Regions from separate parts of the Homo sapiens genome. Here regions 1, 3, 4, 5 and 6 are each linked to region 2. The links are chromatin loops, found by intact Hi-C in ENCODE. Cell type or tissue: endothelial cell of umbilical vein. All regions are shown on one strand.

What was found. A loop is a pair of places that touch in the nucleus more often than their neighbours do. Peaks named below come from ENCODE experiments on the same cell type or tissue, not always from the same donor. Only the 100,000 strongest peaks of a DNase experiment are listed, where the experiment ranks them.
Region 1: it touches region 2 in a loop (2.9-fold over the local background); 2 of 110 quality-filtered maps call a loop at or near these places.
Region 3: it touches region 2 in a loop (7-fold over the local background); 6 of 110 quality-filtered maps call a loop at or near these places.
Region 4: it touches region 2 in a loop (9-fold over the local background); 14 of 110 quality-filtered maps call a loop at or near these places.
Region 5: it touches region 2 in a loop (8-fold over the local background); 6 of 110 quality-filtered maps call a loop at or near these places.
Region 6: a loop joins it to region 2, with 12 times the contacts of the local background. A loop is called at or near these places in 2 of 110 quality-filtered maps.

What each region holds. Positions count from the first base shown.
Region 1 is chr3:146,157,808-146,162,807 of GRCh38, forward strand. PLOD2 (procollagen-lysine,2-oxoglutarate 5-dioxygenase 2) reads right to left here and starts at 3,377. Exons shown (of 20, transcript NM_182943.3): 1 at 3,074-3,377. The coding sequence starts at 3,182. In endothelial cell of umbilical vein, a CTCF peak has its summit at 2,547; DNase peaks (open chromatin) are centred at 64, 2,614, 3,394, 4,024 and 3 weaker places; H3K4me3 peaks cover 3,988 bases; H3K27ac peaks cover 5,000 bases.
Region 2 is chr3:146,219,932-146,224,931 of GRCh38, forward strand. PLSCR4 (phospholipid scramblase 4) reads right to left here. Exons shown (of 9, transcript NM_020353.3): 2 at 2,134-2,161; 3 at 884-994. The coding sequence starts at 2,140. Among named protein-coding and RNA genes, the nearest start is that of PLSCR4, 29 kb to the right of the region's middle. In endothelial cell of umbilical vein, no CTCF peak of the experiment used is centred here; DNase peaks (open chromatin) are centred at 1,620, 2,590, 3,580 and 4,270; H3K4me3 peaks cover 305 bases; H3K27ac peaks cover 3,159 bases.
Region 3 is chr3:146,306,675-146,311,674 of GRCh38, forward strand. No RefSeq gene overlaps it. Among named protein-coding and RNA genes, the nearest start is that of PLSCR4, 58 kb to the left of the region's middle. In endothelial cell of umbilical vein, no CTCF peak of the experiment used is centred here; DNase peaks (open chromatin) are centred at 977, 1,787, 2,227 and 3,127; H3K27ac peaks cover 3,082 bases.
Region 4 is chr3:146,639,094-146,644,093 of GRCh38, forward strand. No RefSeq gene overlaps it. Among named protein-coding and RNA genes, the nearest start is that of PLSCR5, 36 kb to the left of the region's middle. In endothelial cell of umbilical vein, a CTCF peak has its summit at 1,954 (motif pointing left); DNase peaks (open chromatin) are centred at 1,948 and 2,398.
Region 5 is chr3:146,272,001-146,277,000 of GRCh38, forward strand. No RefSeq gene overlaps it. Among named protein-coding and RNA genes, the nearest start is that of PLSCR4, 23 kb to the left of the region's middle. In endothelial cell of umbilical vein, no CTCF peak of the experiment used is centred here; DNase peaks (open chromatin) are centred at 1,931, 2,221 and 3,061; H3K27ac peaks cover 2,901 bases.
Region 6 is chr3:146,504,844-146,509,843 of GRCh38, forward strand. No RefSeq gene overlaps it. Among named protein-coding and RNA genes, the nearest start is that of PLSCR1, 37 kb to the right of the region's middle. RefSeq lists an enhancer at 1,908-2,573. In endothelial cell of umbilical vein, no CTCF peak of the experiment used is centred here; DNase peaks (open chromatin) are centred at 148, 878 and 1,998; H3K27ac peaks cover 2,253 bases.

The sequences.
Region 1 (5,000 bases), 62 kb before region 2:
AGTACAGAGGACAAGACCCTCTCTCTTCCAGAGGTTTCTCCAGGCCCTTGCTCTTTTCCTCTCCACCCCATAAATTGCTGGTTTGCATCAGTAGATAGGGACAAACCTTTCCTTTTTTCCTTGAATGTACCACAGTAAATTAGAGAGTTTATAAATGAATGAATGTGGTACAAAAATACTGGTCTTGACAGAAACATTTGAAACCATTTCCTTTGTTTTTGCCCAAAACTTGGTTTCTGCCCAGTTTGGATCATAGAATAGTAAGGTGCCTCAGAAAACACACACAAATTTTATCCAGGTCTGGAGACATGACGGCAAAGACTTGGCAGGAATACATCCACCTTCTCCTTATCCCATCTAGAAGGCAGAAAGGGCAGGAAAGATAAATCAGGGTATGAACCTGATTTACTGGCACTGATTAAGAAGGTTCTGCCTCTGAAAGCTCCCATAAGGATATAATTTTCAGGTAACAATTCCTATACGTTATTTTCAGAGAAAATGATTATTTTAGCCAAAATCTTATTTAGTCTTTCCATGCTAAGAATAAAGTGGCAACCAAAAGGAATCAATACAGCACACAGAACTCTCAAAAATTTAACAAAAATCTATGTTCTCAACTCTGGTCAACAAAGCACCAGAGCTAGGAAAAACTACACTCCAAAAATTGATGAATGTGTATCACATTCCCAACTACAGTGGGTAAACTGAAAATCACTATAAATATTTGTTTTCAAAAATAATTTGCTGTTATCATTCCAGTAACACTATAATGCCATATTGCCTCAAATACAAATAGATTAGTCTAATCCAGGGATTCTTAACCCTGGGCAATTTTGTCCCTCTGGGGACATTAGGCCTTTTTTGTTTTTTTGGTGCTCAGATTAGAAAGGTTATACTACTGGCATCTAGTGCACAGAGGTTAAGGATACTGCTAAACATCAATGCACAGGATAGTCCCTCAAAGCAAAGAAGTGTCTGGCTCAAAATGTCAATAGGGCCAAGAAATTGTGATTTAAACCATTTCTTCTTGGTTAGCTGGGACATGTTGACAAATATACAGGGTTAGAGATGATAAGCACTCTTCTTAAAGAACTATTAAGCTAGACAATTTAGGGTCCTATAGAAGATCTTGATATTTATGTCAACGAATAAGCTTCTATTTAGTAATTTTCAGTTGAAACTTGTAAAGAATAAAATAGACCACAGTCCATGATTCTGCCCACTTTATCAAGCAGTTTACCTCTACATTTATTAGTTTATCACATAACCTATGAGAACACCTACCTACACCGAAATTTGTAATCAAACTGACTACTGCTGGCTTCACCTATCACAAATTAGTATTTTCCCACATTTCGACCCTAACCGAATTCTCCATGCCTGCTTACCAAGTGACCAGTCCTCAGATTTAAACAGTGGGTTTCATGTGGTCGTTTCCTGAGGAAACTTTCATACCTAAAATTCTCTTTCTCTGATATCACAATCCATTAAAAGTTTACTGTCCAGTTCCATGAAATTTAAAATCCAGAGTGAGAAGGGAATTTGATTTTGACTATAAATATAAAGGCAGATACAAAGGGATGTCCTCTATTAAAAAGTTAGGGGTGTTGGCAATGAAGTGGAATAAAATATACAAAGGCCAAAGAGGCCTCTCTAAATATTACAAAGTCCTTAGAGGTTATTTTATTTCCCAGTTAAAGTCTCCTTGGGTGTTTCAACAAAGAAAGACATTTTTCTGGGGAAGGCTTTTTGTTCTGTTTTTCCTTTTTAAATTTCTCTACTTCCAAATTTGCTGAAAGTATTTACTTTCTACTTTCCAGATATTATGTTAGAAGAAATATTTTTAAATTATGCAAAAGTTTAGTTCAAATTTAGAGGAATCACACGGGTTCAGAAATCCATTTTTAAATGGTCACATATACCTAACAGAAAGAAAAGCATCCTGTAACTGATAGAAATCCATCTGAATGCTGAAGTTTCTCAAGCTAACAAAGCAAGCACTGTTTTGTAGAAAGATAGGCAGTTCAGCCTGCTGACGCTTTCTGAAACACTTAAAGATGAAGACAAAACTATCGCTACATGGATTAGCTGGACTGCAAACCAAATGTCACTTTCTGAATGTAACTCTGAAATAGAAATTTCTGTCCTTAGGCTTAAGAAAAGTTCAAGTAGAAAAGCACTCTATTATAAACTTGGGGGAAAAAATGGTGCCAAGATGACTTAACAAAAAACAAAACAAAACAAAAAGGACATTAGAAGGTCATTTAAATGCAAGATCTAATTTCAGAGAGTTGAGCACAAAGAGCACAAATGTGGAAAACTCCAAGGATTTTTCATGTGCCACAAAAGGCAGCAAAGCATGTTTAGACAGACGTGGTGAAACTCTCTTTAATCTGGCTAAATATAAAACGTTTTGTTTTACACAGCTTCTGAAAACGAGAGACAGCACCGGGCTCAAGAAAAGGGTAGGTAAGGGGAGCAGCTGTGTGTCCACAGCTTCCCCTTCAGATCCCAAAGGAAGAAAGCTGCCGCCTGGAGGTACTGGGTAGCCAGGCAGCCTTACTGAAAACAACTAAGGTTTTCGAGCGAGCGTTGTTTTTGGCAAGAGGGAGGTGTTACCGGCTGCTTCCTGGGGTGCTGGAAGGAATGTGTCACCATCAATTAGAAAGTACACTAAGCCCCGTGTTTAGGTCACAGAAGGAGTACTGCCTCGTCCATCAAGGATAAATCCATGCCAACTCTCGGAAAGGAGGGGAAAGGAGAGCTGCAGGAAAGGTGTTGGTGCCCATGACCTGCAAGTCCAAAAGGAAACTCCAACTTGTTCTGCAGGGAAATTCGGGCACGCTGAGTTCACCGAGAACTCCAAGGAGTCAACGAGGGCGGGTGCCCCTACACTTCCCCAGGGACCAGCGCCGCCCGACCGCAATTCTGGGGAAGACCCCGGCGGTCCTGGAGAGGAGGGACAGGCCCCCACTACTCACCTGGCCAGCCCCGCGGAAGGGCTGGTGGATGAATGAACTGCCCCCCCGCCGGCCGAGCCTCGCGGGACAGCGGCGGACCGCGGGGTGCTCACCTGTGGGGATGCTCGAGGGCTTCTCCGAGTCCGCACCCAGACAGGGATTCCAGGGGTGGAGGACGAGCGCCAGGAGCAGCAGCTGAGGCTTCACCGTGCATCCCCCCATATTCGGCCCTCGAGGGCCGCGCGGGCTCAGGCGCCCACGGCCCCGCAGCGCCGCGCTTCTCGCGAGAACGCAGAGACCCGGGTCCGCCCTGAGCCGCCGATTGCGGGCGGGAGCCGGCGGGCAAGGCGCGCGGCCGGCAGCCGGAGCGGCGCGTAACGCAGCTGAGTGAGGTCGTCGGTGGAGGCACGGAGCAGCAGGCGCCCGGGGCGCTGCGGAGGCCTTATAGGCTCCCCGAGGGGAGGCGACGGGGCGGGCCGCGCCCTGGCTATTGGCCGCCGGCTGACCCGCCGCCGCTGCGCGCCCGGTGCGGTCGCCTCAGCTCGCCCTCCTGGGCCCCACGTCTGGACTGTTTGCTCAGCGCGGACGCTATTTAAGGAGCTGCCTGCGGCTACGTGTGGAGGCTCACGCAGCGCTTCTGGCTGGAACGGGGAAGCCTGCACTTAGCTTTGGGAGTGGGTTTGGGAGAGGGAGGAGGAGCCGCCGGGAGTCTGGCGGGAGGGCGGTGTTCCCGTCTGGGTTCCTCTCTGCTGTCCCAGCCCCGGTAGCTTCCACAGCAGCCTCGAAGGGTGAGAATTTGCTCTTCTATGGACTTGGATACTCCACCCAGTCTGAAGTGACTGCAAATCTGCGGCAATCTTGGCTGACTGGGACCTCGCCAGACTCTTAAGCCATGGAAATGGATCGCCCCTCATTAATTCAGGGGCAGGTTCATCACCCTGTAAAAGGAAGGCCGTGATTTTATTTTACTCCGTAAACCGAAAGTTTTATTGTCCAGTGAACATTTCTTGCTCCGCCGCTTGTGCCAAGAGAGCCTTAGACTCTTTCCAGTAATGAGGCTTGTAAATCCTGCGGAATCGGAGCCCAACGTGTGTAATGCCGGGGCTGTGCTTACAAGATCGTGCTCCAGTCCGCATGGAAAATTACTCCCAAAGACGTGGTCGGAGAGGTCGAGATCTCTGAGCCTTGGCCCCCACTGCTTCCACTTTTGACTGATGTCTAAGAAAATTCCCTTTTTTCTGTTCTCACATTTTAACTAGCCAAGGGTTTAACTTGTTGGAATGAGTGGGAGCAAAAGCACAATTAAGAAAAAAGCTTGACAGTTTTGCCTCATACATTTAATGACATAAGCTATTTTATAGGAGAAAGAGAACCAAACTGCTACCATTCTGGAATCTCCTGCCTAAATTTTCGTGAAATTAGAAAAAAACAGAATCGAGACAACACCCGTTATAACTCTGGGCCTTTGAAATTAAGACAGAAAATTATGGAAAAATGTGTTCCATTATGATCACGTTTTGTCTAAAATTAACATATCAAGATAACATGAACTTAATGCTTTCATCTTGATAGCATTAAAAACAGGTGGAAAACCCTGCAAAGAAATCTTGCCTGGGATGTGACATTTTAGAAAGAATCATTTCCTGTGCCCAGAACTAAGCCAGTTATTACTCTGTTTTGAAGGTTTGGTCTCAGTTTTTTAAAAGAAGAGGAAAACTGGAGAAAGTTCTGAGAAGAGTAACAAATAATTAAAGAAGTGGAAACTATGACCTGTGAGAAGAATGAAATAAGGTTTATTTAGTCTGAAGGGGAAAAAAAAAGCTAAAAGATGGATTCCTTAATAACAGCCTTTCATGTGTGGCAAGTACAGCTTCATAAAACTAGGCACAAAGCAAACAGCATCAGTCCTCTGAGTCCAAGGACTCTGCTAGGAATGGCTGGTGTTTTGGCCAGATCTGTCTCCAGAAAGCCAAACCTGCAATTGCCAAACTCCTTGAACTTGACTTCTTGCTTCCTTGGTTCTCCAGTATCTTTAAGAAC
Region 2 (5,000 bases):
CTCCATCTCAAAAAAAAAACTTTTGCCATTATCTTGTGCCATTATCTTGTACATAGCAGGGTTTCTTTTCCCCCTTCAGAGCATAACACAATGGTTTCTACTTCTAAATATACGCTTAAATATGTATTTTAAAAAAATATTACTACAGTGTCTACATCATTATGTAAGTCATTAAAATGTGTTTAAAGACAATACTAACTATTTCCTTGGCCAAAAGTAAGGGCACTTTTAATTTTTAAAATTTTAAACTTGGCCAAATTGTTTTCTAACAATCATAATATCTCAAATTCACACTAGCACTGTATAAAGTATTCATTCTCCCAAGACATCACCAGTAGTGCACTCAGACTTACAAAAATATTTGCCAGAAAGATAAGCTCCTTAATCAGCACCCATGGCCATTCACTTCCATTTCTCTGCACATCTTCCATGTGTCTCATGCATGCCTCATACCAGATTTTCATGACCCTGTACTTACGGACATATGATTCTTTCTGCTAAGGATAGTCCTTTCCCCCTTTTCTTTGCTTGTGAAATTTTTATCATGACAGCAAAACTTGACCTCCTTAGTCAGGGCTTTCCTCAAATCCCTGGCAATGTCAAATACTGTCTTCTGTGTCCTTACAACACTCTCTTCATATCTCCATATAGAATGGAGAGAATGTCATCAATATTTGCACAACTTCCATCTAAAAGCCTGTAAATCCTATGGCTACAGGAATATATTCTAACTGACATATAGTAAACTATGTGGCACCCTATTGGCATCCAATATTTATTTACTTATTAAATCAGTCAATTAATTTGTTCGCTTAAAAAGCAATTTTAATCATTAGTATGGTTTTTAGCAAAGGAGAATATCTTTTATGAATATTTAACCCACCTGGTAAAAAATGAGAATTGTATTCAGGAGGAGCATCAGGCCTTGGATCTGGTGGTTTTGTTTGATTTTCCATTTCACCTGCAGGCTGTTCAGGGGCTGTGGGTACCACACCTTCAGGGGAAGACAGGGAACATGACTTACAAAGGAAACAATAATATAATGACAAAATGTATTCTTTTTCCTTTCTTATGGGAATGCATCAAGAAATATAATCAACTGGAAAATACACTCCTATATTTTTTAAAGAAAGAATTCATCATATATTAGACACTATTAATAAATTTCATGAATTTTCAAACTGAACATAGATTTAAAAATAGAACTAAACAATTATATTATGCTTGTGATCAAAGCAATGAGCTTTCATACTAGTGGTTCAACTGCCCCGATGCTAACTCTTATCTACAAAGTAAATTCCTGGCATAATAGCAAAAATTATTTTTCCCTTTACATAATATGGAGAACACAAGCATTTATAGAGTGAAGTTGATTTTTTTTCCTAATTATTTTTGGAAAGTGCTGTCTAAAAAGATTCACAACATAACACCATAAACAAATAATGGTTTAATAAACAGTGGTGTCACACACAACTGAATTAGCAATAGTTTAGTCTACATCTCCAGTGACTCACATTTTCACTGTATTCTTTCTAAAAGCAATCTAGGTCACAGTAATTGCTGCAAGGGAGGTACTGAAGTCAGTTTCATGATGTTGTACCTTGTCTTCTTATTGAGATTAGAGACTAATTTCTCTCTCTGCTTACTACAAAAAAAAGCTGAGTTTCCTAAACAACCAGTTGACTTTTATCTCCTAGCAAACAAAAATCCCATAAATGTGGTTTTTCTCTCTTTATGTAAGTTACTAGAAAATACAAGGCCTACTTTCATCCTCCTCTACCAAGGCAGGACCTTGCCACAGGCTCTTTATTACTACAACCTCTCTTTGCAGAACTGCTTTGCAAATCTTGCTTTTTTTATTACCTAATTTTCCCCACAAACTTCAAAGATTATTCAGTAGATATGTGTCCCACTGTAAGTCCCTTTTTAATCTTTTTCTGACAATGATAGGAATGTCTATATACATAAATAACAAATATATACATACATATATATATGCAAACACACACACGTATTTATATTTGCCAAATGTTAAACAAAAAAAAATCGAAATAAAGTCCCCCTTTAGGGAAAATAATCACAAAATTCACATTTGAAAATAAAGCATATTCAAATTTATTCACAAAAACTTACCTGACATTTTGAAGAATTCCAATTAATCCTGAAAAATAAAAAATGTTAATGCCTTTAAAATACATACATAATAAATAGTATTGCTACTCAGTAACACAGGTAAGGATTTCTGTAATTTTTTTAACCTCCAGTTACCTTACATTTGTCCCTTCATTAATTAAAAAAATACTTATTGAGCACCTATTATGTACGAGGCACTAATACAGATGTTGAGAGTACAGCAATGAAGCAGACAGACACTCTGCCACCTACTGTGCTGCAGTTTATATTGTAGTAGAATGAGATTTAAAAAAAGTCAAGAAATGTTAAAGTTTAACGTTAGATAGTACAGTTATGAGGAAAACAATGTAACAAGCTTAAGAGAAACACGGATGGTAAGTTCTAGGAGAGTCAGGGAAAGCCTGTCTCAGGAAGTGACCTTTGAGCTGTTTCAACTATGAAAAATAAACATCACACTACAATTGTGGGAAGAGAGTTCCAGGAAGATAGGAAATTAGTGCAAAGGGTCAGAGATGGCAGTGAGCATGGGATACTGAAGGGAGGAAAAGAGAAAGTGGTTTAGGAGTGACTGGGCCACAGTGAGTGAAGCGAACTGAGGTAAGACATGCAGATAAAGGTCTGATCTCATCTGAAGGCCATGGCAAGGGGTTTGGCATTTTTGGTATTTGCAACTGGGAAGTCTGGAGGATTCAGTCGGTGGAGTGATCAGATCTGACCGACATCATACAATGAGAGCAAGAGTAGAAGCAGGGAGCAGTGAGGGATGGCAGCAGCAATCCAGGTGAGAGCTGACACCAGCTTAGATGGGGGAGGTGACACTGCAGGTTAGGAGTGTTCAGAGGCATGATACGGTTTGGAAGCAGGGCCTCCAGGAGTCGCTGATGGACTAAGGTAAAGAGAGGAGTGGAAGAGGGTTCTGAGTCATAGCCCAAGGTAACTGAGTTGACGGTGATCCTATTAACAAAACTAGAGAGGAGGATAGTGGGGGAATAGTGGGGATGGAGGAGGGTAAGAATTGAAAGTTTAGACTGGGGCATGTTTAAGAAGAGACTAAAAGAAGTTAAACATTTAAATTAAAAATATGTATGGGAACATTATGAGAATAACTCAAAGAAGAAGACTAGAAGTTGAGACGAGATTTGAAACAAGGAATGAGGGTGAAGGTAAATTTTTCTGAATTCAGTCAGGCAAAAAAAAGGCTATTATTTGAGAAGGGAATTTCAATATATCTGAATTTCTGAGTTCTGAGTAATGACAAATAACAAAAAGAGTATCAACAAAGGCTATAATTTACTGAATGCTTATCAAGTGTTAGGCAAAGGGCCCAATTCTTTTCACATATCTCTGATTATAACAACTCTCTAATGTGTAAATGGCCAACCCTGCTAAAGGCAAGTGCTTCTAAATCCTAAGCCTATGTACTTTTCAATATGTGATCATGTTCATAAGAATACAGTCATTTGCGTTGTCCAAGTGGAGTAAAAAAGTATCAAGTTAGAGTAGGTCAAAAAAGCATTCAAACAACGTATTAGTGAGTCATCAATATGGACACTGAGCTGACTCAATGAAAACTGCCATGGTACGAGCCAGTATGCAGATTCCCAGCTGAAATGATTGTCTTGCCAAGACGGGTGAAAGTTTAACCAGTCTTGGACCATCTCCACTCACCTCTGGAGCTGGAGTTTGTTGTACGGTGCCCTATGTGTCTCCAAGCTTAAAAAATACATATAAATATATTTTAAAACATATATATTTACTTTTATATAATATATATTATGTAAAAATGTTTTAAATATATATTTAATATATATTATATATTTTTACATTTATATTTTAAATATATTAATATTTAAATATAAAATAATACAAATATATAATAATTATAAATAATAAATATTTATTTATTTATTTATTTATTCTGGGGCATACCAAAAAGTCAGACCCAATTCTGGGCCAGTAAAAGGAGTTCAAGGGGTTAGTCATATTCCTTAATGATGGTAATCCCTGTTGTTAAGGAAAATGACTACAGCTTTCTAGAAATTTAGACACTCCTAGTTATGTACCTGGAAGTGACTCTTGCACATGCACACAGGATATAGACAAGAATGTTCTTGATAACACTATTCATATTTAAAAGAATGAAAACTTGCCTAATGTCCATCAATGGTAGACTGAATAAATAAATTCTGGTACATTCACATGATACAATAATATCCTGTAGTGAAAACAAATTATAGCTGTGCACGTGGACAGAGATGTATCTCAAAATTATAGCACAACAGAAAAAGCAAATCACTGGAGAATACATGTAGTATTGTGTCCAGAATTGGTGGGTTCTTGGTCTCACTGACTTCAAGAACGAAGCCGCGGACCCTCGCGGTGAGTGTTACAGCTCTTAAGGTGGCGCATCTGGAGTTTGTTCCTTCTTATGTTCCGATGTATTCGGAGTTTCTTCCTTCTGGTGGGTTCGTGGTCTCGCTGGCTCAGGAGTGAAGCTGCAGACCTTCGCGGTGAGTGTTACAGCTCATAAAAGCAGTGTGGACCCAAACAGTGAGCAGCAGCAAGATTTATTGCAAACAGCAAAAGAAAAAAAGCTTCCACAGTGTGGAAGGGGACCCGAGCGGGTTGCCAATGCTGGCTCGGGCAGCCTGCTTTTATTCTCTTATCTGGCCCCACCCACACCCTGCTGATTGGTAGAGCCGAGTGGCCTGTTTTGACAGGGTACTGATTGGTGCATTTACAATCCCTGCGCTAGATACAAAGGTTCTCCACGTCCCCATCAGATTAGTTAGATACAGAGTATGGACACAAAGGTTCTCCACGTCCCCATCAGATTAGTTAGATACAGAGTATGGACACAAAGGTTC
Region 3 (5,000 bases), 87 kb after region 2:
ATAGAGTAGGGGGGCCCTGGGCCCAGCCCAAGAAACAATTTTTTACTCCGAGGCCTCTGGGCCTGTGATGGGAGGGGTTGCCATAAAGGTCTCTTACATGCCCTGGAGACATTTTACCCATCATCTTGGTGGTTAACATTTGGCTCTTTGTTACTTACGCAAATTTCTGCAGCCAGCTTGGATTTCTCCCCAGAAAACGTTTTTTGTCTTTTTTTTTCTATCACATCATCAGGTTTCAAATTTTCCAAACTTTTATACTCTGCTTTCTCTTGAATGCTTTGCCACTTAGAAATTTCTTCCACCAGATACCCTAAATCATCTCTCTCAAGTTCAAAGTTCCAAAAATCTCTAGGGCAGGGGAAAAATGTCGCCAGTCTCTTTGCATAGCAAGAGTGACCTTCACCTCAGTTCCCAACAAGTTTCTCATTTCCATCTGAGACCACCTCAGCCTGGACTTCATTATTCATATCACTATCAGCATTTTGGTCAAAGCCATTCAACACTTCATTTGTATTTGTAATATCTTAACTTTTAAGCTGATATGGGGAACCCGGGTGTTTATAAAAACATGTTGTAAACTTGTGAGATATTAAATGCTAGTATAAAAGCTGCCATGAATACTAGTGTGGAAAGTACACCCCGCACCCCTCCCGCCACCACACACAAATTTTCTTTAGAAAATAAGACATTTTATATCAATCAAATATTTTAGGTTGGCATATTAATTTGCTAGGGCTGCCATAAGAAAATACCACAGACTGGGTGGCTTAAGTGACAGAATTTCTTTTCTTACAGTGATGGGTGAGATTGGGAGCAAAGATCAAGGATTTGGCAGGTTTGGTTTCTTCTGAGGCCTCTCTCCTCATCTCTGCATCCAAATTTTCTCTTCTTATAAGTTCAGCAGTCGGACTGGATTAGAGCCCACTCTACTGGCTTCATTTTAAATTAATCACCTTTTTTAAGGCACTATCTTCAAATGCAGTCACATTCTGAGATACTGGAATTTAGGGCTTCCACATAGGAACCTGGAGCACACAATCAGCCCATTAACAGGGAATCTAGCAAAGGGCAGGAATAAAGTATAACCCTTAAAGAATGCAGCATAAATTATGTTTTATCATCACAAAGGATGAAGGATTTATATATTTCCAAGACTTTCAGAGTAAGTACTCCTGGAATAAACAGAGTAGTAAAATATGTTTATCTTTATCATTAGGTATTTTAAAGGCCAAAGAAGAAACTCCAAGTTAAAAATCTTCTGTTATCTCTATGCAGCATAATATCTGGGAATATTTTTCATAAAAAAATTAAATATCCTCATACAATTAAATACATTGAAAAGAGCATTTCCATAGCTGTTTCAATTAATTGTGGATATTCTTTAATCTCACATCAAAATTCAATGCATGCTAAATTCTTAAAGATTCATTGCAGTGTGGAATCTGCAACTCTTATCAATGAACTTTTGTACTTTGTTTCAATAAAATCCATTGGTCTATCTTGCACTTTGAATCCATCTTTCACTCAAGTGTGATTTTGTAACATTGTGCATTGGATATGGGGAATATATTGGTTCACTGAATTATGTCAACCTTCTAAATATACAGTGAAAAATTCCACTGTATACTTATGAGAATGAAAAAGGCAAATAGCATGCTAATATTATTATGAGTACAGTTCTGACATTGCAGATTCTGCTCTAGATAGTAGTCTAGTGGTTAAGAAAGCAGGATCTGGTGCCAAACTTCAGAGTTTGACTCAGGATTCAAGAGCCAGACTGCTAGCTCTGTCCAACCCCCATCATGAGTACTTTTCTTTCTTTATGCATTGGTGTTTTAATCTCTAAAATGGATATAACAAAAATACCTACATTGTAGACTGTTGATATGTTGAAATAACATAATACATGTAACATACTTAGAACTGTGTTGGCACATAGTAAATGATCAGGAATAATAGCTCTCATTACATTTGCTATTTTTCCCGGGCTTTAAATTCTGCACCCATGTCCTCTATTTTACCTTGTTTCTTCTTGCGGCCTCTGTCCCTCAGGCCATGTGTCGTCCTACATTCTAACTGAAGGAAAGTTCAGGAATAAGGATCATCCCTTATCTAAACTGGAGCACAGGAAACAGTAATGAATGCATTGCAGGAAGTGAGATTGCAAAAATTTGGAAGGCAAAGTATTTGAGTTATTTAATCACAGGAAACCAAAAGTTTTCCTGGAGGAACTCCAAACTTTCTCATGACACTGCTCTGTTTTGGGGCCAGGGAATGGAGATTTTCCAAAGCTTTTCACATGATTGTAATGTACAATGAGGAGCTGGTGACTGACAACACAAACCAATGATTCCCAGTCTATGTTCCATGTAAGGAACACCTCCGGGACTTAAAAAAATGCCATGTCTGAGTTCCATCCAGAGAGATTAAATTAATCTTTGAAAGTCGGGGGGACTTGAACTGCTGTTATATGAAAGTTGCCCTCATTAATTTAAGTGTGTCCTCAGGGTTAGAAAGCCTTAATTATAGTCTAATAACTCACATCCTATAGGGAGCCAGCTATTATAGGCAACATTTAAAGTGTATCTGTCATTTTTTGAATTATAAAATTGATAACATTTATTGAAATAAATTCCAGCAATGCATATGCCTCTGAAATGAAGATGAACTTACTCGATTTTACATTCCAGAAGATCTATTATTAAAATATTGGTCTATGCTTTTCCTATCCCAAGCAAATCTCCAAACAATCTTTTTATTATGAAAAATGTTAAGCATATACCAAAAATCTGGATAATTGTGTACTGAACCCCTTTGTACCACTTATCCATTTTAAACAAATATCAACATATAGACCAATAAATTCTTTTTTTAAAAAAAAAAGCTCTATGGAGATATCACTGACACATAAAAAGTTGTATATATTTAAGTTGTACAACTTGATGCTTTGATATACAGATATAATGTGAAATGAACACCAAAATCCAGTTAATTAATGTGTCTGTCACCTCTACAGTTACCATATGTGCGTGTGTATTTGTGTGTGCCAAGATTTAATTTAAGATCTATTCTTTTAGCAAATTTCAAATATACAATACTGTATTAACTATTGTCATCATGCAGTGCATTAGGTCTCCAGAACTTACTAATCTTACATAACTGGAACTTTGTACATTTTGATCAACATTATCCCATTTCCTCTCCCTGCACCCAGACCCTGGAAACTACTACTGTTCTCTATGCTATTATGAGTTTGACTATTTTAGATTCTACATGTAAGTGAGATTTTGCTGTATTTTTTTTGTATCTTGCTTGTTTCACTTAGCATAATGTCCTACATGTCCATCCATGCTGTTGCAAATGGCACTATATTCTTCCTTTGAAAGGCTAAATAACTTTCCATTGTGTATATTTACCACATTTATTTATATATTCATTCATCAAAAGACATTGAGGCTGTTTCCATGTCTTGGCTACTCTGAATAATGCTGCAAAGAACAGGGGAATGCAGATATCTTTTTGCAGTTCTGTCTTCCATTTCTTGGATATGTACCAAGAAGTGGAGTTGCTAGATCATATAGTAATTTTATTTTTAATTTTTGTAAGTGTGCCCATTTTATTTCTATAATGACTGCACCAATCTACTTTCCCATCAATTGTGTATAAGGTTTTCTTTATTCTACATCCTTGTTTGTACTTTTTCTCTTGTCTTTTTGATAACAGCCATTCTAACATGTGTGAGACAACATCTCATTGTGGTTTTGATTTTCATTTCTCTGTTGATTAGTAATGTTGAACATTTTTCATATACCCATTGGCAATATATATGTTTTCTTTTGTGAAATGTCTATTCGGATTACTTGACCATATTTTTATTGGATTATTTATTTTTGTTGCTATTGAGTTGTTTGAATTTGTTATATATTCTTCTTATTAATACCTAGTCAGAAGAATAGTTTGCAGATATTTTCTTCTATTCTGTAGGTTGTCTCTTCATTCTGTTAGTTGTTTCATTTGCTGTATAGAAATTTTTTGACTTGATGTTATTCCATTTGTCTATTTTTGCTTTTGTTGTCTGTGTTTTTGAAGCCTTACTTACATAGTCTTTTAACAGACCACTGCCTAAAATACTTTCTTAATGTTTTCTTCCAGGAGTTTCAAGTCTTTAATCCATTTTGATTTGATTTGTGTAAATGGTGAGAAATAGGGATCTAGTTACATTTTTCTGCATATAGATATTTAGCTAGTTTCCCACTACCATTTATTAAAGAGACTATCCTTTCCCCAATGTATGTTCTTGATGCCTTTGTTGAAAATGAGTTGGCTGTAAATTTGTGGATTTATTTCCAGGTTCTCTATGTCGCTCCATTAGTCAATATGTCTGTTTCTGTACCAATACCATGCTGTTTTGGTTACTATAGCTCTGTAGTATATTTCAAGTCTGGTAGTGTGATTCCTCCAGATTTGTTCTTTTTGCTAAGATTTCCTCTGGCTATTCAGGATCTTTTTGGTTCCATTAAAATTTTAGGATTTGTTTCCTACATCTGTGAAAAATACCATTTGTATTTTAATATGAATTGCATGAAACCTGTAGATTGCTTTGGGCACTATGCACATTTAAACAATATTAATTCTTTTAAACAATGAGCATAGTTTATCTTTTCACTTTTTTATGTTCTCTTGAATTTTTTTCATTATTGTTTTATAGTTTTTTATTGTAGATTTCTTTCATTTCTTTGGTTAAGTTTATTCCTTGGTATTTAATTTTATTTTTGTAGTATTATAAATGGAATTGCTTTCATGATTTGTTTTTCAGATTGTTTACTGTTGGGATATAGAAATGCTGCTGATATTTGCATGTTGATTTTGTATCCTGAATGTTTACTGAATTTGTTTATCAATTCTAACATTTTTTTTTGATGGAGTCTTTAGGTTTTTCTAAATATGGGATCATGTCATCTGCAAATAAGGATAATTTGACTTCTTTCTTTCCAACTTGG
Region 4 (5,000 bases), 420 kb after region 2:
TAAATGAAATAATTTAATCCATAATTATTTCTATACCCATATATATTATTAGTAAAGGATGAGAATACCCATGTTTGTGTGTATGAGCTTCTTATTGCCAAGAAACAAAATTCCCCTGTACAAAATTTTTACAATCCTTTTCCCCTCTTCTCTCTACAACAAGTCAGCAGGACACAACTTACTCCTTGGCTTTTTTACATCTCAGTCGTCCTGCGTGTAAATTACGGTTACTAATGATTCCTCAGATCACTGATCTATGGAACAACACTGATCAAGCATCCTAAAATTCTTGGTTAGCTGTAAATTAAAAGAAAATTTCTAATGACACATTTTTTTCTTATGAAATAAATGTATTTTTAGAAATATTCTGTAACATCAGTGAAACAAGAAAATATATCTTTATTTTGTAAATATATATAGCAGTATTCTATCAAGTTTGAATTTCTGTACTATAACGGCTTCATCTGCTTTGGGGGTGCACAGGTTTTGGGATCTTGAGTACAAGTGGAATCAGTGTACAAAAATGTTTATGAATAACTCAGTATATTTTCTTTCATCTTTGCTCTGTAATATCAAATATATATATTTATACACACACACAAACACACACATCTATATATATGACTATGATGTTCAGAGTACCTGTTACTTGTTATGTGGTTAATCATTTTTCATGTCTAACTGATTTCCTTGAAATGCATATTTATTATTACGTCCTCTTGAACGTTAGTCATGCAAACTGTAATGTAGTCCTAATTTTATGTATTTGTGTGTGTGTGTGTGTGTGTGTGTGTGTGTGTATTTTATACTCATTGCTTTCCAACTGATTTCTGAATGATGGAACATGTTTTTTTTTTAGCCAAAATATTGCTATTGGTTAGTTTTTGAAATGTGGTGTGAGGCTTTCTCTTTCAGTAGTGGTGGGTTTGTAAAAAGAACTTAGAATTTGTCTTGAATGAATTTCCTCATGATGCAGGGTACCCATATGTGAGAGGGCTGAGACCTTGCCCTCTGATCGCAGAATGATACAATGACATAAGTTAATTTCTAAGAAGATAGCATCTTTGATCTGGATTGTATGCTAATATGTAGAGAAGTTATCACCCTTATCACCTTATAAGTCAGTGAATGAATAAATAGTGCATATATGAGAATACTTCAGAAAATGAGTTAACTTTCACTACATATAAAGTTACAGATATAACATGAAGATATTACATGGTAGAAAAATAGTCACTTGCTTTTATCTTTATCACAGTAATTAATCAAATATTACCTCTTGGTTCTTTCAAATGTTGTGGACCCAATTGTTTAATTGTCATCAATATCATAGACAATTGAAGATTCTCTTAGAAAGCCACTTTGGGCCCAGCTGTCAGGAGAATGAGAATGTCTTATTTCCCCACTCTAGGCATTTCCATTAAAGGATAATCAGATTCCCACAAACCCTAGGGCTATTTGCCATTTGGATGGCAGGAACAGCTGTGGAGTCCAGAAGGTGTGTGTCGGGTTCTCCTACTAGGAAGGGGTTTGGGGGACTGATTGAGGGAGAGGCCTTAGGTTTGGAATAGATTAGGGAGGTAGCTCAGGTCTGCAACATAGTATTCAATAATACATAACTGTTCTGAGGGGGAGGGTCATCATATTCCTCACATATTGAAAATTTAAATTTAATAGAATGTTTTAAAAGGTTGAAATAATGTATGCATTGCATGTAGAGTAGATTATATGTGAAAATTAACATAGCCACCAAATAAAATTGTAAAGGGCATATTGATTCATACTAAAATGGAGATAGTTGGTAGGGGTTTAGGTAATATTTACTTCAGAAGATAGACCTTTATTTACTTCATATTTTAAGCACTTTCTTTAACTCAAGGAGATTCTCACTCTCAAATGCTGGTTTATCTGCATCTACATGGTGAAATATTGCCATCATGTGGCTAGTCCGTCTATCACACCTGCTTTCCTCTGGGAGAGATTGTATTTTGGGGTATTTTTATATGGTGCTTGAATGTTTGGGTTATGTTATATGATACCCATTTTATATGGGCATGTATGGTGTCTGTTGGGGTAATTATTTTCATAAGATAGAAAATATTTAAGCATATTAATTCAAAATACACATTAAATTAAATTTTCTGTTACTGTCACTCAATTGGGTTTTACTTTGTATCTTCTGGAGCTCTTAGAAATTTTCCTTTTCAGTGGGCAAATTATTCAAGTTGTAAATCTTAAACTCTTTGGAAGTGCCCTCTTAAGAACCCAGTTTCTTTTTTTTTTTTTTAATGTTTGTGTCTACTCTGAAAGTCACCACTAGTTACCAAAATGTCCATTTATTTGTATACAATTTGGAAACTATTTCTGATGCATACCCCATTATAAACAATAGGGGGCGATATGATGTCATGTTTTTGGTTTCTCTATGAAAGTATTTTTCATAGTATAAGCCCTGTTTATTTTTTTCTTGATAACAATGCTTCCCTAAAATGAAAAGCACATTTGTTTTATTATGACAGTACTGGCAATAAATATCAGCCTCCTTATACATACTTGGGAGATGTAATTTCTTAGAGAAAAAATTCTATGCCAGTTTATTAGTATTTCAATACATGTATGTATTTCTAAATTGATATAAATATCCAATAAACTTATATTTAATCCAGAGATAATAGTTTCCAAATATACGTTGGCTTGGTTTCTCATTAAATTCAGAAATTTTACCTTTTCAAGTGTTTTTCATTAATCTTTTTCATTATATATTACCATGAATGCAAAAATGTAGAGTTATACTTCAATTTTAGGTTAAAATCATGAAACTATGTACCTGGCCTTTTAAAAGTTTGAAATCTTTAGACAACAAGGATACAAAGTATTAAAACAAAAATTTTTTCAAAGTTACATGATTTTCTTAAATCAACTAAGAAGTTCTTTCAATGTAGGGTATTTGGATATTTTATATTTTCAAAGTTTATATGGGATTTAAGGTTCAGAAAGAATATAGGATAAAATAGTAATTTATAAGTTAAATATTTAAGTTCAAAATTGACAGTTTGGGATAGAAAAATATATGTATTTCAATGGGAAGCATGTTTTCCCTGTTTCTTCAAGTAGATACAAGTAAACTAAGGATAATACAACTCCCATGTGAGATTATAATTTCTGTCTCCCTCTCAAATAGAATCACAGTTGTCAGTGCTTTTAAATTTTTGTTAAAATTGTATATATACACACATAATGTATATATATATATGCACACGTAACTATTACATTATTGTACTCTCTTTATCTCTTCATAAAAAATAAAACATTAAATAATATTCTAAAGTCAACTTTTAATTTTTTTCCAGCTCGCAGTTCCCTTATCAGATAAAGTTAATCTTTACTATGAATTTGTTATATATGCTAACTTTTTAATGATTTAAGTAAAAGTGACTATAATATATTTTTCAAACATGTTTTTTGGCATTAGGAGCCCTAATTTTACACCAAAAAAAGGAATTTTTAAAAATACTTTATATCCATTTTTAAAAAATTTCAGGTTGGTTGCCTGAAATTAGCCATAATGCGAGAATTTACACCATGAAAATTAGCAAACTGTACACATCTTGGCTCTTTTTCCTTTTTCTGGAGAGCTCGCGTATTTCTTAGCTGGAGCAACTATTGGCATTTTGGTTAGAAAATGTCTTCTTGGGCCGGGCGCTGTGGCTCACACCTGTAATCCCAGCATTTGGGAGGCTGAGGTGGGCAGATCACAAGGTCAAGAGATGGAGACCATCCTGGCCAACATGGTGAAACCCTGTCTCTACAAAAATTAGCCAGGCGTGGTGGCATGTGCTTGCAGTCCCAGCTACTCGGGAGGCTGAGGCAGGAGAATCGCTTGAACCCATGAGGCAGAGGTTGCAGTGAGTGGAGATCATGCAACTGCACTCCAGCACTCCAGCCTGGCGACAGAGCAAGACTCCACTGAAAAAAAAAAAAAAAAAAAAAAAAGGTTTTCCTATCCTTGACAGGATATTTAGCATCTCTGTTCCTTGCCCATTAAATGACAATAGCAAACTCAAGTCAGCAAGTCAGTAAAAATGCCCCCGCAAGTTTCTAAATGTTCCCTGGGAGAATATCACCCCTTCCAAATGACACCCAGTCCTGCAGGGTTGACTAAGCAACATGCGGCAGTGCAGTAATGAAAACTCTCAGGCTGGGTCAGAACTTAGACACTAAGTTGAAAACTAAATTGAGACAAACTGATAAAAAGATTTAAATTATAGTCTGTATTGCTTAACTTGTTGGTCATATGGTTGGTCTTACTGATATGATCAGAATGTTCAAAGACAGAAAACAGGGAAACCATTTAGGAAGCCATAGTGTGTTGTCTTGTGAACTAATGGCGTTTATTTTTCTTCCGATAACATTACATTTCAAGTGCCTTCCAGACTCCAGAGTTCTGCTGTCCAATATTGTGGCCACTAGGCACATATGACATTAAACAGTTGACATAAGGTGCAATTGAGGAACAGAATTTCTAATTGAATTATGATGTGACGAAAGTGTATATACACTGAATTTTGAAAACTTACTTTAAATATAAAGAAAATGCAAAATATCTCATTTATTAATAATTATCTATATTAAAAAGATTGAAAAGATACTATTTTGGATATACTGGGTTACATAAAATATATATATATATATATATATATATATATATATATATATATATATATAATTTTTTTTTTTTTTTCTTTTCGAGACGGAGTCTCGCTCTGTCGCCCAGGCTAGAGTGCAGTGGCACAATCTCAGCTCACTGCCAGCTCCGCTTCCCTGGTTCACACCATTCTCCTGCCTCAGCCTCCCGAGTAGCTGGGACTACAGGTGCCCGCCAGCACGCCCAGCTAATTTTTTGTATTTTTAGTAGAGATGGGGTTTCACCGTGTTAGCCAGGATGATCTCCTTCTCCTGACCTTGTGATCTGCCCGCCTCGGCCTCCCAAAGTGCTGGGA
Region 5 (5,000 bases), 52 kb after region 2:
TTATTTTCTTTGAGATATGAGAAGGTGGAAATGAAGAGAGCACTGTGGAATCAAACGAAGGTGTATGTATATATGTCTATACTTACATGTGTGTGTGGGGCAGGGAGAGAGGTCTGTGTGTGTGTATAGTTTTGGTTTTTGTAGCAGGAGTCTTTAGAAAGGTGGTGACTGCAAGGTCACCCTGCCCTTCATCACTAACTCATATGTGTCTGCTAGTCCTAAGTAAAATGGATATTAATGTCCATGGGTGTCTGTGTGCAAGTGAGGCACTGTGTTCTATGGTGGCTATGGTGTGAGCAACTGATGCAGAACCATGGACTCAGACTGGATGAGACCCTGAAAGCCAGGATTCACATACTGAAGCCAAGAAGAAACTGAAGCATACACAGATCCTTCCTACAGAGCATAGGCGAATAGGAGTATTTGCATATTTGACTGCATCATGAGGAGTTTTCTTCAGGTATCTCCGAGAAAAACAGCTGGCTTGCTTGTTTTTATTCTATCATCAGTCTTTTCAGAGTAGAACCCGAAGTCCTCATATCGACCTGCATGATTTGGTAGCTCTGACCTCATCTCCCATTCCTCTCTTATTCTCTTGCTTTTACTCCAGCCACACTGGCATCTTTCTGTTTCTTAAACTTCAAGACTACTCACCTATCTCAGGATCTCTGCAATTATTGTACCCTCTTTCTCAAATAATATGCGATTTTCTCATTTAAAATGCATATATTTATGAATGCATTTATTAAATTTATTTTCTGCTTCTCCCAACCAATATTATCTCCAATAGTCATAGAAAATAATAGAGTAAAAAAACCTGCCCACAGCGGAGACAATTTTAGAATTTAAAAATAAATTTAGTAAAAAATGTATTAGGCCTTCATGAAGGAGACTAAAATATCAATAAATACTGTAAAATCTAGGTCATGTAGGCAATGCTTTTAGATGAGAATACCCAAGATATTAAAAATCAACACATAGTAATTAACATATTACTTTAATCTGCAAAACCCCTAACTTTTAAAAAATTGACTAAAAGGATCATCAAATATATGGGGGAAAATAAATGCCCAAGAATAATTAAAAAATATTGGAAGTGTAATTTTACATACAAAATTTTACCTTTTACACAGTAACAGGGCCACTAAATATTATTTTACAATGACTCAATACAAAAATAATTTTACAAACCATGTCCATTAGCTTTAAAAACTTAATTTCTTTGTCAGCAACTTAGTGCTCTATACTCACAAATATATGAAAATTATCAAAAGTTTTGCTAATCCACGTTGCTATGATTAGGATGTTTCCTGCTGTTACCTCTATTTCACATATAGTCCATAGCTCCCTATAAGAATAATGGAGATTTATAGTGAGTAAATATGTAATATTAATGGTATGGAAGAATATCACAAATATAACAAGGTATGTTGTTTTGAAACCTCTTCCTAAATATTAATTATTTGTACCACACACCTATATTCTTAATTCAAACATTTGTGTAATGAATAGCTACATAAGGAGTGAAAAAAAAGTTTTGTTAAACTATTTTTTACTTTTTCTGGTCTGACTTTCATAGTATTTCTTTCTTTTCTAATTATACTATGATGAATGTAAAATCTTAGAGAAATAGGACTAGTAGAAATCTGTTGGTCTACAGACCCAAAAATAAACAATGCAAAATTATAGAGCATTTAAAAAATAAGTCTGTTACTTCCAGCGAATATATAGAATTAGTTTGTTTTCAATGTTTGTATATCTTTTTTTCTGAGTAAATAAATATTACCTTCTGAATGTAATGATTTCTGGACTAATGTTACAAAAACAACAAAAAACAAAACAAAATCCTCCATTCATTTCCCATTCATTGAATTTAGTCAGCTGTTTCCTAACCTAATCCATTGACCTTGTTATGGTCACAATGAAAATATCAATATTTTTCCTAGCTGGGCATAATGGTTCACACCTGTAATCCCAGCATTTTGGGAGACCGAGGAGGGCAGATCACTTGAAGTCAGGAATTTGAGACCAGTCTGGGCAACATGCTGAAACTCCATCTCTACTAAAACTACAAAAAAAATTTAGCCAAGTGTGGTGGCATGCGCCTGTAGTCCCAGCTGGGGAGGGTGAGGCAAGATAATTCATTGAGCCTGGGAGGCGGAGGTTGCAGCAAGCTGAGATCGTGCCACTGCACTCTAGCATGAGCGACAGAGTGAGTGAGACTCTGTCTCAAAAAACACAACACAACTAAACAAAGCACTCAATATATTTCCTGATTGTGAAAATGATTTATGAAAATTCAAACAGCACAGAAAAGAGGGAGTTGGTCTGCCAGGTGAAAACACACACACTTGAACCTTTTCTTGAATATAGAACATGATAGAAAGTTCAGTTTATTCTTAATTTCAAGATTGTATTTGTCTAATACAAAACATACAAGCCCATTCTGGCAGTATGTGAAAGTTGGACATGACAACCTGGTCGAGTCGACTCCATTTCAATTAACCACCCTGTACCAGCATATTGTGCCAACCTTTGGGCCCTGGGCAGACAGATGTTGCATTTGTGGATTGAGAACATGCACAAGAAAGTATCTGCTTCCTTCTATGTCCCTTCTCTTTTGTCCTGGCAGTCCCTCTGTCCCTTCTATCCCTTTGAAATGTCTACCTCCTGTATCTTGAACTTGTTGCCTTTTGTTTTCCTCCCTTAGCCAAAATTAAGGCCTATCTCTCCCATCCAAAATAATTCATCTATTGTATCCACTTCTCCCTACATTCAAAATTTCATCTTATTTCTTCTCTTCTTCCCTACCAAGATTATTATTGTATTTAATCTCCCATTCATTTCTCAGCTATTTACAATCTGGCTTGCTCTCTTATTTTTCTGCGGAAATGATTCTGACATAGTTCTCCAGTGACCTCTAAATTTCCAAACTCAGTGGAAACAATTCAGACTTTATTTTACTCTTCCTGGCTCTCTGTTCCCTGACATCATACCCTTCTGGTTCTCATACTTTTGGAATTCTTTGCCTCTTTCATGACATCTTTTCTACACAACCCTTAAATGTTTATGTTCTCCAGGATGCATTACTTGGCAAACCCCTACTGGATAATCTCATCTTTTTAAATGTTTTCAGTGATTACCCAGTATTAAAAATTCCCAGACCTCTCATTCCCACATATATGTCTGTCCTCAGCTACAGACTCACAAATCCAGCCAGCTACTGGACATTTCCTTCTGGTTATCACATGACATTCTAAATTCAACAGTTTCAGAAACAAACTGATTTTATTCCAGATATATTAATGTATGTTCTTTGTCTTGATTGGCAGCACTGTAATCCACTTAGCTAGAAACCAGGATTCTTCCCCCAAACTTCTCTGTACTTTACTAACCACTTCTAATCAATTCTTATATATGTATAGATTTTGTCTCCCAAATATTTCTCAAATTATTTTCCTCTTTTATCATCTTAATACCACTAAGGTATTTAAACTGTCTTCATCTTATAGACAGTCATAATGATATAATCAAAATACAATTCTAACCACTTAGTACCCTGAATAAATCCTTCAGTGTCTCACTGGCACCTACAGGATAAAGCCCAACCTCTTAGAATGTATATGCGGCCCCTCTGCTTGTCTGTCACCTTCTCTCTCAACATTTCCTAACACTGTGTTCATCAAAACCCAGTTGCTAGCAAATGCCCCATGCCCCATGCTGCTTGTCGTATCTCTTTCTTTTCTCATGTCATCTCCTCTTTCTCGAATCCCCTTCTACTTGTAGTCCCTATTTCTGCCCTTTACCTGTGTAACTCCTATTATAAGACTTGGCTTAGGCCTTGCTCCCAAAGCTTTTCTGACCCTTTCTTTTTTTGCTATCTGATATGGTATGGCTATATCTCCACCCAAATCTCATTTTGAATTCCCCACGTGTTGTGGGAAGGACCTGGTGGGAGGTAATTGAATCATGGAGGCAGGTCTTTCCCGTGCTGTTCTCATGATCGTGAATAAGTCTCATAAGGCAGAGTTTTATAACTTTATAAGGTGGAGTGTCCCTGCACAAGCACACTCTTTTTTTAGCCTGCCACCATCCACGTAAGATGTGGCTTGTTCCTGCTTGCCTTCCGCTGTGATTGTGAGACCTTCCCAGCCACCTGGAACTGTGAGTCCAATTAAACCCCTTTCTTTTATAAATTGCCCAGTCTCAGTATGTCTTTATCAGCCGTGTGAAAACGGACTAATAAATACACTATCTTTCCTTCATCTCATTGGGTTAAATAATATTTCTATGGGTTCACCAGTGGCTCTCCCTATCATCATTCTCACATGGTATGTACAATCAGCTTTGTAGGTATATGTATGTGTTTATCTTCCCTATAAACTATAGTAAAGATGACATCTATGTTGGTAACTATAAAACCCCAGTTCTTAGCATAGTGGCTAAGATATAGTGGTTGAATTCAATATATAACTTTTTCTTTTTGAAAATAAAGATAAGGTCTCACTGTGTTGCCCAGGCTGGTGTTGAACTCCTGGCCTCAAGTGATCCTCCTACCTCGGCCTCTCAAAGTGCTGGGATTACAGACATGAGCAATCATGCCCAGCCTCAATACCTATCTTGGCATTGTATCTTTTACTAGAATTCTGGAAGATTCACTTAGTGAGTGTTAATTAAATAAAAAGTAGCACAGACATTGTTGCCAAGGACATATTGTTTGTTCCATTTTTCTAATTTTCACCTTGTTTTAATTATATTAAAATCCAAGAATATTTTTAATTACATCCTGAAAGCTAACAATCACTAAACACATATTTCTTAAATTAAATCTTCCAATGGCAATTGGTATAGTATTTTTTTCCCCATTACTATTGTACACATCCAAAGAGGGAGGTAAAACTATTGTTTTATTTAACCATGTTTATACATTCCTATCCTTTGCACTAAGGGGGTTTTCAACAAAATTAGAATGTTTTTGGATATAGGAACAAATAAGTTAA
Region 6 (5,000 bases), 280 kb after region 2:
TAATGCATTATAATTAGCATATAATGAGCAGTGAGGAAGGCCAGAGATCACTTTCCTTGACATCTTGGTTTTGGTGGGTTTTGGCTGGCTTCTTTACCACGACCTGTTTTATGATCAAGGTCTTTGTGACTTGTGTCTTGAGCTACCTCCTGTGTCTTCCTTTGACTAAGAATGCCTAACCTCCTGGGAATGCAGCCCTGTAGGTCTCAGACTTACTTTATCCAGCCCCTATTCACAATAGAATTGCTCTGGTTCAAAGGCCTCTGACAGTCTCATATCACAGTGACTCTCCCACCTGCATCAATTCGTCCTATAAAGCATTACTTATTTAGGCACCACTTATATTAGGTAAGTATGTAAAATAAAAAAGTATTCTACAAATTATATAAACCAGTCATTTGTTAGGCCCACAAAACTTCAATACTTAACACTTACCCTTACAACTTCAGCTTTGTATCTTTTTTCTTCTATTAAAAAGCTTTAAAATCAAGTGGTTTTAAAACATGCACAGTGTAGCCTAAAATATTTTACATAAAATTAAAAAAATGTTGAGTAGGAAATGTATTTTAATTACAAAATTAGATACATCTTTAAAGTCTTATTTTGACTCCCATATTTCTTCTTTACCACAATATAACTTGCTTGTTTACAAACAAAACCAAAATTACTAAATAAATAATATATAGCTGTTAAAATACTAAAGGCTGATCTATTTTATCAGGATATTAAATTAACTCTGTGTCTTGCTCCTTCCTTTTGCCTGTTTTATGTTCCATCAATAAATTGCAGCTGTTTAAGGGGACCAGACCAGAATAACATTCAAGAGGAAATAAGCTGTCAGGAATATTTGAAGGGAATTGTTTATACAAAAATATTGAGCAACAGAATAGGAGAGTAAGCTTGGAAACAGATCCATAAATCTATGAAAAGTGGATGGCTGGCAAAAGTAGCAATACAAATCAGTAGAAAAGATGAACTCTTTGCTGTTATTGGAGCGATTAGCTGTTTGTATACAATAAAATTAGATATCTACTCATATATTAAAAAGTTCCAAATGGAGTAATGACCTATCTATGAAAAATAAACCTTCAAAACAAAAGAAAAAAAATACAAACCTTGAAAAAATGATATGATTTAAAATTTCTCTAGACAACAAAAATATTATTTCACAAATAAAGTGAATTAAAAGCCATATCCTGAGAGAAGATATTTACAATGCCTACAAACTTATAAAAGATTTGGTTGCATAAAAAGAAACTTCTACAAATTAATAAGAAAGTTGACAGCAAACAAATACAAAAATTACTAAAGTGTGCAAAAAGATGATTCACATTAGAGGAAACATGAACATCTAATTTTAACAAATGAAAACATACTCAACCTCACAATTTCATGCAGATGAAAACAAGAATGAGATTCCCAATTAAAAATATTGGGAATTCACCAAAACAAAACATAACCCAACAATACCAGATCTGATGGGGGATGTAAAGCTGTAGTGATGGTCATACACTGGTGTTTAGACAATAAATTGGTATGATTTATTTGGAGAGCAATATTACAATATTTCATAATGATGTTTAGACCCTTAGAAGCAGCAATTTTACTCATAAGGATAATCATAAATGCTTTTTTTGACATGAGCACAAGGATACATGTACAGAAATATTCATTGAAGTTGATTATAGAGGAAAGAGGAAAGTTGGCATATTATTCAGGGTTCTCCAGAGAAAGAGAACCAATAGGGGTAAAAAAAGTGAATATATACCGTGTGTGTGTGTGTGTGTGTGTGTGTGTGTGTGTGTGTGTAAACAAAAATTGTGGGAGGTCATTGTTTTGGAGTGAGCTCACGCACTAGACTCCAACAAACCAGATTAAACCACAATAGAGTCACTCATGCCAAATGTTACACAATCATACTGAAACTTTAAGGAAACAGACAGATCCCAAGCAGACCATTTTTTTCCCCTGAAAACAGGAAATTTCAATCTGATTGAGTCAGCATAATAAGGAAGTCCCTCTGCTTTAACCCTTACAAAAAAGTAACCTGAAGTAATCTGATGTTAACCAATCATTTTTTTTTAATTGTGCCATTTCCTCATTCCCACCTTACAAGGCCCATTGTTCTTTTATTGTCTAGTCAATGAGAATGATGAGACTTTATTTCCTGGTGATATTTGTAAGTTGGCCTACAATAAGAGGAGTCACAACAGCCTTCAATTACATTGCTATCCTTTCTGTTTACCAGGAGCCACAGGCCACCTGTGGATTGAGTAGCTGGAGAACAAGGAGTCTCAGTTAACATAGATTAGTTGATTATTAAAAAAAGAAAAAAAAAACTGCATGAGATTTGCATCAAGTATATTCATTGACTCATTTTCTAATCTGTGACTCCACTGGAACTTACTTCATTTTCTGGAGCCAATGTTTCTCTAATGATCATTCCAAACTTTTTGCTAGAATAAATTCTTCAAGACTGAATTCTGATTCTTTTGATTATTTCAGATTGACAGAGCTAAAGACAATGGAAACAGTTTCAATAGAAAGAAGCTACAGGACTTCTTACAGCCCACAGTACCAGAACATCAAGCTATTTAGCTGCAGATGTGTACTACTCTTGAAGATAAGAAAAGCAGTAATCCTGAGGGCAATTCAGAGGTCATCAGGTCTGTCTCCTTGGTTTTCAATGGGGGAGAGAGCCATTGCCTTGGTTTCAACAGGCTAGACAGTGGCAGCCTGGAGCCTGGAGAATGAGAATTCACTCAGCTGAGCCTTGGGGGTGGATGTGACTCTCACATTGCAGAGCTTTGAGGGCACAACCCCCACCCAAAAAAGCCTTGCAGGACATGGGTCTCAAAGACAGAGCATCAAACTAAAAAGAATTATTCTTGAGCCTCAAGATCTAATGGCATTTGTTTGCTAGGTTTTGAACTTGATTTGGACATGTTACTCCTCTCTTCCTCCCAACTTCTCCATTTTGTAATGGGAAAGTCTATTCTATGCCTGTCCCACTATTGAAATTTGGAAGTACGTAACTTATCTGGTTTCACAGGCTCACAGCTGGAAAGAAATTTTGCCTCAGGATGAATTGTACCTTGAGTCTCATTCATATCTGATTTAGATGTTTCTTAAATGAGACTTAGAAGTCCAGAGTTGATGAGAGAATGAGTTATGGATTTTGCTACTATTGGGATAGAATTAATACATTTTACATGCAAGAAAGACATGAATGATGGGGGGCCAGGGGTGGAATGTTATGAACTAAATGTTTGTGTACCTCTCCTGCCAAATTCATATGTTGAAACTCTCACCCCTAATGTGGTGGTATTTGGAGTCAAGGCCTCTGGAAGTCAATTAGGTTTATAAAGGTGGGGGTCTCATAATGGGATGAGTGTCCTTATAAGAGGAGGAAGAGAGACCAGGGCTTGGACTCTCTGCCATGTGAGAACACAATAAGAAGGTGGCTCTCTCCAAGACAGAAGGAGGTCCCTCACCAGAAACCAGATCTGCTGGTACTTTGATTTTGAACTTCCCAGGCTCCAGAACTATGAGAATTAAACGTCTCCTGTTTAAGACAGCTTATGATATTTTGTTGTAACAGCCTGTGCCAACTAAGACAAGACTGAAGAGATATGGATGTTAATGACTGATAAGTATACAAAAGGAAGTGAGGAGCATGGTATGTATTTTCTCTAAGAAAATGTTGATCATCTTAGAGAAGATTTACATCAACATGAAGAGACCGATGGTAGAAATACAGAATTAAATGCACTTCAGGTGAAGGTTCAGATGAGTGGAAAAAAACTTGTTATTGGAAACTGGAGGAATGGAGATCTTTTTCATATCATGGCAGGCAGCTCAGCTGAATTGTATCATGCAGTAAATGTAAAGTTACTCACTATTTTATTTTTTGAAATTAATAAGTATCTTATAAGAAGCTACTTTGAGACAATGTAAGTACTGCATATTGCTTTTCCTTAAATGTTCATCAGTAATTTTAGCAGCCACCGATGTTTCCTTGCTGGAATAAAATTATTGTGATGATGACTGTCAAATGGTCATTTCCTACCTTCGTCATTTCTTCTATATTTTTTAGTTGACTTCTAATGAAACAAACAAACAAAAACCCCTTTTCTTTCTTCTTTCCTTTTCATTTAATCCCTTCCTTTCTTCTTTCCTGCTTTCTCCTTTACTTTTTGCAGCAGATAAGTTCTTGAGGGAGCCATGAATCGTATAAAAAAGTGTCATATTATTTTACCTACTGGATTGATGGTGACTATTGTTTTCCTTGTCAGAAAATAATTATTAAAGAAAGTCAATATAGATACTCTCTTAACTGATCTTAATTTACCCAACTCCTTGGGTTGACATTTCCTATTCTCTCTGTAAAACCTAATTATTAGCTCAAATTATGCTGAATACACTTGACTATTACATTAAGAGGGTCCCTATTGACTCTCTAGTTCTAGGGTACGTCTACTCTCTCAAAAGTTCTACACCAACTAAAAGTGATTTGTATTTATTTGTAAATCAGTTTATACAAAAGATTATTGTAGTTACAGAAAGTAAATATTTTTACTTGCTTTGATTAAATATTAATATAAAAGATTGTTTCTATGTAAGTTAATCTGAATTCCTTTAAAATGCTTATTAAGTCTACTCAGTAAAGTTGATTGCTACTGAGTTAGTAAAGGGTGAGCCAAATATGAATGACTGAAAAATCATGGTAAAAATTGACTGGTCTACACTAAGATACCTTTGAAAGTGTCTTAGAATTCTGGCTCTATTGAAACAAAAATAAACTGTGTATTTTTATAGAAGAAAGACAGTGCAGAATAGTAGACCCACACTTGGCCCTTGCCCCTACTTAAAAGATTGATAAATAAATAAATGATATGATAATAATAACAAAATAATAAAATTCACCCTTAATTTATTTTAAATATATTCATCTTTTTTACAGATATGCTTCATCTTTTATTGACTTTTTTACTTACACA